2 separate regions of the Homo sapiens genome follow, and region 1 is linked to region 2. Evidence: read pairs that join two places in POLR2A ChIA-PET (ENCODE). Cell type or tissue: MCF 10A. All regions are shown on one strand.

Evidence for each region. ChIA-PET counts read pairs that join two places held together with the same protein. Peaks named below come from ENCODE experiments on the same cell type or tissue, not always from the same donor. Only the 100,000 strongest peaks of a DNase experiment are listed, where the experiment ranks them.
Region 1: POLR2A ChIA-PET joins it to region 2 with 5 read pairs; 2 of 35 experiments call an interaction of 5 or more read pairs at or near these places.

Annotation. Positions count from the first base shown.
Region 1 is chr3:189,690,727-189,695,726 of GRCh38, reverse strand. All of the region lies in intron 1 of TP63 (tumor protein p63), which reads right to left. Among named protein-coding and RNA genes, the nearest start is that of TP63, 62 kb to the right of the region's middle. In MCF 10A, no CTCF peak of the experiment used is centred here; no DNase peak of the experiment used is centred here.
Region 2 is chr3:189,831,992-189,836,991 of GRCh38, reverse strand. All of the region lies in intron 4 of TP63 (tumor protein p63), which reads right to left. Among named protein-coding and RNA genes, the nearest start is that of MIR944, 4.6 kb to the right of the region's middle. In MCF 10A, no CTCF peak of the experiment used is centred here; DNase peaks (open chromatin) are centred at 2,361 and 2,811.

The DNA.
Region 1 (5,000 bases), 140 kb after region 2:
GTGTGGGAGGATACAGAAAAACAAGGCAAAAAGGCTAGAATGATCCATGTGGTTGAATAAAAGTTGGAGAAATCAGCATAGGTACAGCTAGTTCCACATAGAAATATTTATAGATATGTGCATATACATGGGTCAGTATATATCCATATATTTCCTTGCTCTGTCAGCTGAGACAGCCTAGAAGCAACAACACCCAGCAGCAATGAGAAAACCTAATGCCCAGTTCTTGGTTTCTAAAACTATCCTCCAGTAAAAGAAACCAGAGATCCTTGGATAAGTAGCTGCTTCTATGACTGAAGCAGGACATATATAAGATGAGCCTGAAACATCTTGTAGCACCACAAATTAAAGAAAAACAAACAAACAAACAAAAAATTTAAAACCATGCTCAAAATAATATGAGTATATCAAAGGGACACAGGAACTAACTGAAAGAGCTTTCAATGGCCAAAACTGGAGCAATGGAGCGAGGAAATAAAGTAGTATTTAATTATATTCCAATGTATAACATAACTATCCATGAGTTTATAATGATATAAATAAATATTCAGATACATTAACAAAAGTGAGAAAAAAGACGTCTCCCATGCAGAAAAATTCCAAATAATTTAGGTAGATATTCTACCCTCAAGAAGATAGAAAATAACTCTCCACTCTTAAAGAATAGGCTGTCAAGGTGGGCAGGTCACCTGAGGAGTTCAAGACCAGCCTGGTCCAACATGGTGAAACCCCATCTCTACTAAAAATACAAAACTTAGCCAGGTGTGGTGGCGGGCGTGTGTAATCCCAGCTACTCAGGAGGCTGAGGCAGGAGAATCACTTGAAACCAGGAGTTGGAGGTTGCAGTGAGCCAAGATCACGCCACTGCACTCCAGGCTAGGAGACAGAGCGAGACTCTGTCTCAAAAAAAAAAAAAAAAAAAAAAAAAAAAAAAAAGGCTGTAAATACTGGCCTCCTTTCAAAGAGTATGGCATGGAAAAAGAGGAAAAAAGAGTTAACCTCAAAGTGAAAAAACCTAACAAACATGACTCAGCCAGGTGATCAGTATTACCATCAACAGTGAAAATTCATGTTGATAGTATGTACCCTTAATATAATGTGTTGAAAATGGCACTTTACCTGCATGGTCTTCCTCCCCAAAGAACATAAACCCAGGTTTATCATTAAAAAATGCAAAGTCTAATTAAGGGGCATTCTATTAAATTTCTGAACAGCATGCCTTAAGACAGTCAAGGTTACCAAAACCAAGAAAAGTATGAGAAAATATCACAGCCAAGGGGAACCTAAGGCAACATGATGGCTAAATACAGCGTGGTATTCTGAATAAGGTCTTGGAACAGCAAAATACACTTAGGTGAAACAAAGAAAAATTGAATAAAGCATGAACTTTAGTTAAAAATAATGTATCACTATTAGTTCATTCGTTGTGGCAAATATACCATAATAATGTATGATGTTAGTGATAGGAAAAACTGGGTGTGGGTTATGTGGAAACTCCTTTGACTATCATTCCAAATTTTCTGTAAATTGTATACTGTTCTAAGATTAAAAGCTTATGTAAAATGAGAAAACTATATTCAAAGGAAGTGAAGGATATACTATTGGGTTGATCTTAGTCACATTTCTGTTCCGCTGTTTAATAGTCTGGAAGAAATAACACCAACATACTTTATTATAGTCCATGGCACTCTGAGCTATACCTCTTAAACCTCAGATAGTTTAGATAATTTCATGTACATCTTTTGAATGCATAAAACAATATGGCCATGTAATAAAAGATAACACTAAAACGGTGTTGTTGAGGTGTCAGAAACTTTTTAAAATCATCTTCATCTATTCACTCACTGAACCTTCACAACGACCTTGTGAGGTAGGCATATATTATCTTTGTTATCACCACCTACATTTTAGAAATGAGAACACCAGGCACCGTGAGTTAATCTGCTCCAAATGCACATCTAATGATCAGAGAGCTATCATTTACCCTAAGTCCAGATTGTTTTATTTACCTCTACCTCTACTGCTTTCCATTTTACTATAGCCGTATATATTCAAATAGGCAAAACATAAGGCCTAATATCTACCATAATTTTCTTACCTTTTAGAGTAGCACAAATTCAGAATAATCGTCCCCATCCAAATTCCGTTCAATAACTCCTTTTTTTAGTATACGAAGCACTCCATGATTTGTAGAATAATTTGTTGGTGCAAAACCCTATTTGGATTTAGCTATTATCATTCCACAAATAAAGATTCATGGTTCAGGTATTTTACCCAGCTTAATTCACACAGAAAAGCTGTCACACCTTGTTCTCTTCTCCCTTGGTTTTAATTAATGTGTATTTGGGGGAAAACATTTTCTTGGGTGTCTGTTCCTCAATCTGAAATCATTCTGCAGAATACGAACGTAGGGAAGAGTAGCTAACCTTCAATGGATTAGTGCAAGCAATTGGAAGAATTAGTTTAAATTCTAAAATGTATATACTTTATAAATCACTTTGTTTTCATTAATCACCTTTCCTTAAATAGTATAAGATATGAAATTCTGGAGTCAAAGAAACAGTCATCCTATCTATTTCAATTATTTTATTGATGAAGCCACATAACGGAGTAGATGCTTGAGATAAGATATAAGCCAAAGGTTGTAGGTAACAAGCACCTGTAACATAGTTATTCTCCTGAAAACACTGATTTTTGTTTGAGGGGGTGCTGGCAGGAAAGGTTCAGATGTACCCTTTTCTAAAGATTTTCATAATACTCGTCCATTTACAGGACATGACTCTCTTGTACGGGTATTAAGACCATATTAAATAGATTTGAATACACTTGCTACTGGCTGGCTCCACAGTGATTTAATCCATGCTAGATCTGCCTGAAGGAGAGAGAAAAGACACGTTTTGAGAAGGAGTTCAGTAAACAGATTGGCCACTCATAGCTGTGAGCAGCTTTTGACAGGTCATTGCTCGCAACATCTCCGTATCTTCACTTTTCACAGTTCTGGATTGTCTCTGAATCAATGATTCTGTGATGACCATCCTGTTTCCCCCTATTGCTCAGTTGTTCATAGAGTCTTTTCTTCTCTCCCAAGTCCAAAAATAAAATGCATTTATATATAATTTTTATAGTTATTAAATAATGTAGAATTTCTTTTCATTTGTGGAATGAGGAAAAGCTATATTTTTTCACTGTGATTACTGCCTATTTTTAGCCTATTAATTGTAAGTTATGCCACATTCCTTTTGTAATGAGGTGTAACACATAGTAAATAAAAGTGGGGAGGGAGGAAGGGGAAGGATGAAAAGGAGAAGAGAGGAAGAAGAAAAAAGGAAAGAAGACGAGATGGAAATAAAAAGGTAAAAGAAATAAAGAAGGGATGAAAAGAAGAAAGAAATAGAGAACAGAGGGAAAGAGGAGAAAATAAAAGAAAAAAGAAGGAAAACAAGAGGCACATATTCTAACACAAAATCTAAAGCTGTTTCAAAAGTATTTTGTATTTGTTCAAGTGAATGTCAAGTCCATATGGAAATAACTTTTAAGAAGAGAATACTGGTGTGTAGAGGTAAACTCAGGTAAGTTTGTTACATATTCAGTCACATCAGTGTTACCTCACAGTTGCTGTTTATCAATAAAATAATAGAGAGTGCTAGAAATAATGTTATTAAGGTAAGATTATAGGTGCTTCCGAAGATGACAACCCGTAGCAATAAAAGAAAAGCATTGAATTGTGTCAGAAAGAAATGATGAAGAAATCTGTATTTCAGTCCTGACATTAACAAGCTTGATCTTGAAAAGCACACTTGCCTTGAACATAATTGACTTGGGCAAGATGATCTATTTGAATGGTTCTAGGTACGATATTCTATGTTTCTATTAGTCACTTAGTTTTTTTAACTGGCCTATTTCTATAGTAAATAACAACAGAAACCCAAAGGACAACAACAGAAAAACAAAAGAGAATGGTCTTTAGAAGGAAACATCTAGTGCTGTAGATACCAGAGGACTGTAGTATAGACTCTTACACAGCTAGTGTGAGAAACATGCTTTCCTTTTACAGATAGGAACCCTGAAGCTTAAACAGGAAAACTGATTATTTAAAGCAGCGTTTCTTAACCAGAGGCAATTTTGGCCCCCAAGAAACATTTGGAAATATCTTGAGACATATGTGGTTGACACAGCTTGGGAAGCAGAAGTGTCATATTGGCATCTAATGGAAAGAGGCCAGAGATGTTCCTAAACACCTTACAAATGCATATGACAACTTCCCACAACAAAATATTGTTCAGTTCAAAATGTCAATTGCCCAGGTTGAGAAATCCTGAGTTGCCATACACAGTCAATTACCTTTCTTCTTTTCTTTTTCTTTTTCTTTTTTTTTTTTTTTTTTTTTTGAGATGGAGTCTCATTCTATCACCCAGGCTGGAGTGCAGTGGCATGATCTCAGCTCACTGTAACCTCCACCTCCCGGGTTGAAGAGATTCTCCTGTGTCAGCCTCCCGAGTAGCTGGGATTACAGGCGTGCACCACCACGCCCGGCTAATTTTTGTATTTTTAATAGAGACAGGGTTTCACCATGTTGGCCAGGATGGTCTCAAACTCCCTGATCTCAGGTGATCAACCAGCCTCAGCCTTTGCAAAGTGCTGGGATTACAGGTGTGAGCCACTGCACCGAGCCACAATCAATTACCTTTCTAAATCTCTGGCAGTAGTGAAGAAGGTTAAATATACTGTGAATAATTTAAATCACTCTATATCGTGCTTGTTCTGGTGGAGCAGTTCCTGAGAGTGACAACTCCAGTTTTCTATTATGTAACACATTGGGTTCAGGAGTCCAGTCAAAAAAGCATCTTCAGGACAAACTCCAAACATGTGGAAATATGTTCCAAGTCTAACTGAAAAGGCAAAGGTCACAAAGAAGGTAATGTGCCTCTAAAATAATCCAGTAATGATCAGAAATTGCATTAATAGAAGGATTCTATAAAAATGAGTGATACCCACATTGA
Region 2 (5,000 bases):
TTTGCATGTGAGAAGTGAGAATAACACCTGCCAATGTGACAGGTTTGTTATGAGGATTAAATGTGATAATACATATATGTGTGTGTTTTGAAAAATATAAGACATTTTCCAAACAGAAAGGGATTATTATTAGCCGTGGGGAATTGGGCCAAATACAAACACTTTGGTCAGAGTGTGACATGCTTACAGGTCATCATGCAGTCACCAACAATGGACCATCAGCAATCCATGAACTGAGGCGAGTGTTAGAAAGATCCTTCTGCCTGACACTGAAGAGGAAGAGTAGGAAAAGAAAATGTCTAGGAGCACTGATGGGGCTTATCACACCAGTTGAACAACAGGTAGGTGTATGGATGGGTTTGCCAAGGAACAGGGATATTAAAATTAGGGAAAAGAGACATTACCAAAACCAAATTAGCAGGATAGTACCAAGTTTTAAGTTTCTGGTAGATGAATGAGAATTATTAACAAATTATATTAAATAACCAAATTACACTACGTAATCATTTCTACAGGTTACAAAGCAAAAACGCTTTGCTTTGCCCAACCCTATAAGAGTTATACTTTCCAAGGCTAGCAAACACAGAAATACTGCCTACAAGTCCCCATGCTAGAAGGTAGCATTCCATTTTCTTAGGAGAAAATTGTCATTAACAAGTGCTGATCATGTTTGTAAACCTCCAACACTTTGGGTACATTCAGTTTCATATTGTTTGCCAGTTGAAATAAGAAAAACTCCTCTTAAAACAGGGATTCTTTGATTTTAAGTTGCACGTGTACATTTGATTAATTTCCTTAGAAGAACCAAGTAAAAACAATCTCTTCTTCCAAAATTAACAGTTTCCTGAATGTGGAATATGGACAAAACCCAAAGTGAAATCTCCTGAAAACAGCAAATACTCATGGAAATAAACCACTACCCGTGTGATCAAAGGAATAGACACTCTGAGCACTTGCTTCAAAGATAGACCCATTGATAGGAAGTCTGACGCGTGAGCCAAATCTTGCCTTCCCCACTTTACATTATTATTATTATTATTATTATTATTATTATTATTATTATTATTATTATTATTTTGAGATGGAGTCTCGCACTGTGGCCCAGGCTGGAGTGCAATGGCACGATCTTGGCTCACTGCAACCTCTGCCTCCTGAGTTCAAGTGATTCTCCTACCTCAGCCTCCTAAGTAGCTGGGATTACAGGCACCTGCCACCATGGCCAGTTAATTTTTTGTATTTTTAGTAGAGATGGGGTTTCACTATGTTGGCCAGGCTGTTCTCGAACTCCTGACCACCTGCCTCGGTCTCCCAAAGTGCTGGGATTACAGGTGTGAGCCACTGCACCCAGCCGCCTTCCCCACTTTTTTGGAACATTTTAAAATGCTTTGAACCCAGACTTGCTTTAGTTGTAGGCAAACAGTTGCTGACAGGACAGGAACTGAGCCTTCGGTAAGAATGTATTGCAATGCTTTCATTATGTTAATTATATCTGAGACACCAGGAGGCTGGTATATACACACCATGGTAAGTATTTCTATTCATTTGATTTTACTGGGCACCAGATTCATTTACAATTAGGACACAGTTAGGACAAAAAAAGTAAAAACGATACAGTTATTCCCAGTCAGAGAACCAAAGAGAGGAAATTGGCAGACATCTTTTGTTTTACATGCCTTCATAAACTATAATTTATTCTCTCCCCATTTAGCCTTTTATCATTAGGAGTTTAATTTTTATAAAATATAACTATTCATCTATGTCCTTCTAGACAGTATAACTAGACCCTCCATCTAGTTTAATAAGCTATACAGAATCTGAGAATATAAAGTTAAGAAGATTTTAATCCTGAAACTCTAGAGCTTTATATGTGTGGGATCTCAAACTAGGAGATTTGACTCCCTCCACCAAGGTCAAAGTGAATTAGGGACTGCATGAAAAACCCAGCATTTTTGTCTCACAGGACTCGGACGATCCATAAGATCAGGTCACTCTTCCCTATCTCAGTGAAGATTTAAATGTTTAGAGACATATGACCCAGTTCTCTGTCTTCAAGCTTAGAAAAAATGTACCGTTTGACATTTAGCAAAGACAAAAAAAAAAAAAGGAAAAAAACCATATGAAATCAACATCTATTATGTTTCAACAAAATATCAAAACATATATAATTGCTTTTTCCAAAAAACTGACCCATCCTAAGGAAAGATTTAGGTGCAGAGATTTAAGAATTGTGCTTCTTATGAAAAAAGGGTGTGCTTGCTCTGTCTAGAGCACCAAACTCTCTCATCACACCACTTGGTTTATGGTCTTAATCACCAGACAGATGAAAGCGACCTGCAAGTTTGGGAACCCACAGCCCAAGTGCTAGGAAGAATCTGTTCTGTGTGAACAGCCACAGCGCAATTGTGGAGATACATGGCACAAGTACACAAAATAAACAGTAACGTATTTTCTTTTCTTTTTGGTAGAAATTCCTAATGGAAAATTCCTGATATAGACTTTATTAGGAGGAAACGCGAGTCCATAACTGTAAATGGTGCAAAGCCCACTTTTTCCACCTTATTAGCAAGTGCATAAGCATAAGAATCTATGTTTTCCAAAAATCATATTAATAATTTCCCCTGTCTTTCCTCCCAAAACTTAAAAAAAAAGACTGTCAGACTATCAAAGCACTGTCAGTGCCAGTAAGACACATCATTAAGGTGAGTAATTTTCCTGTTTACTTCAAACACTTTTTTTCCCAAACTCCAACCTGGGCAGGTCTGATCAGGTTAGGCTTTGGAACGAGTAAAAGCATCCCCAATTTCTACATAAGCGCTGCAGGCCATGGGCAAAGACAAGTCTCAACTGAGCTCTCCACGGTAGTCAAGCTTCCCGGCGCCTCTGGTCTTGTCTCCCTCATACCTAACAAGTATCGTCATGTCTCTCAACCTTCAAAATCGGTTTATCTGCAACACAAATGCACATACGCTCACATACATCCTACTTCTTTTACTTTTACTTATAATTAATATCTACATACATTCTGAACACATTTGCTTTATAACAATTCTTTCCTATGCACTTTTCAAAAGAAAATATTTTCCATTCTGAATTCAGGCATTCTTCATGTAAAGACAAATGGCAGAATGCAAAATAATAATCGTTTTTAACTGCAAAATGCTGCTCTAATTTTTAAATTCAGTGGAGTAGAGATCTGGCTTTTCTATTTTTTCCTGGAAATAGATACCGCTGTCTTAATTAAATGTTTTCAAGATCTACCTTTATGCAAATATATCTACTATGTAATTTGTGTTTTCTTTAAAAAAAAAAAAAAGAGAGAGAGAAAATTGCTACCCTTGACATAAGATTCCTCTTTCAGTGTGATCTGCTTCTAAGAAGACAGGAAGCTGGAATTAAGAGTTTAGTATTGGATCTATTTTGTCAACGTGGACAGATTGGTAGGTCTCAAGTTCACTTCTCAATCTATAAAAAATAATGCATGAAAATACATATAAGTCCCCAGGTCACAGGGGAATTGTGAGTTCTACTGTTTGCAAAGCGTTTTGCATTCTTTGGGTAAGAGGTGTTGGGCTTGTTATGAAGACACTGTACTTACATAATCCTAAACATGCTCATAAATTGGAAAGGCAGTTTTCAAGCCAAAGGCATAATGTTCTTTTACACTACAAATGAACTTGTTTATATGCTGGTCTGAGATACTTATTTGCTCCTACTCAGTCACCCTGTTTTCTTCTTGAGGCCATCACTATCATCACTGTTTCTTCCCCTCACTGTGCTGAATTTGTCATAGATAGAAGAGGGAAATAGAAGCAAAATTAAGTAATGAATAACAAAAGGCTTAAACTAAATGGAAACTCATTTTTCAACCTCATGGTGGTGGAGGCAAAGTGAGGAAACATGAAAGGAGAGAGAAGGCCTTAGCAAATTGGATTCGATTTACTCTCTATCAATAAGATACAAGGGAAGATCCAGTCTCACCTTTGCCTCTGCTCTCTTTATCTCATTAAACGTGCTTAAATTTGGACAGGCAAAAATGAGAGCTGTCAAATAGTAACAGACGCATAATAGTAAAAGTCAGAATACTAGTAGGAAGTGCTCTGCATCCAAGGATCACTCATCCCTAGACTTATAGCATAGCTCTCTATTCATTTGGTAGGTGACAGGTGTTGTCAGGTCTAGAAAGACACATAACTCTGCATCTGTGAAATGGGAATATTAATCCTCCATCCTGGAGAACTGTTACATGAACCAGTTCCCACAGTGTAAAGTGTCTTATGGAGTTTTTGACCTGGTACTCAACATATATTAACTACCAGTTTTATCTCTATCATCTAAATTTTGGAGTTGGTCATCAGTGGCCAACTCCTGACAGCATAATAATACACACAAGATAATAAGCATAACTGACTATGCGGCCAGAGGTTAAAATTTATGTCAAACTTCATGCTTTATTAAAAAATGAAGGAATAAGTCAAGAGCCTTTTATTTTACCCTTGCTTGCTATGTCACTGTTGTAACTTTTAGGTTTAGCTGGCGAGCTGTCTCCTCCTGCAGCTATTGTACTTGAGTTGTACTACAGGTAATATAACCAACTAATGTAATGAACGATATATACTAAGGAAAGTTGGCCCTGAGTGACCTCCTTGGATTGAGGACTTTGTCTCTAACAACTGTCCATCTGTCAGTCCCTGGGGTTGATTATAAGAAGAACAGTATACCCCAACAAGCCCGATGCAGAGAAGTCTCAGGTAACTTTCAGGTTTTCCATTTGCCAGTCATTTAGAAAAACCCCAAGAGGAGAAAAAAAATTAGGATGCTGACATCATCTGAAGATTCATTTCCCTCTATTAAAAGCATTATAGTGCTGGGCGTGGTGGATCATGCCTGTAATCCTAGCACTTTGGGAGGCCAAGGCAGGTGGATGATGAGGTCAGGCGTTCAAGACCAGCCTGACCAACATGGTGAAACCCTGTCTCTACTACAAATACAAAAATTAGGCG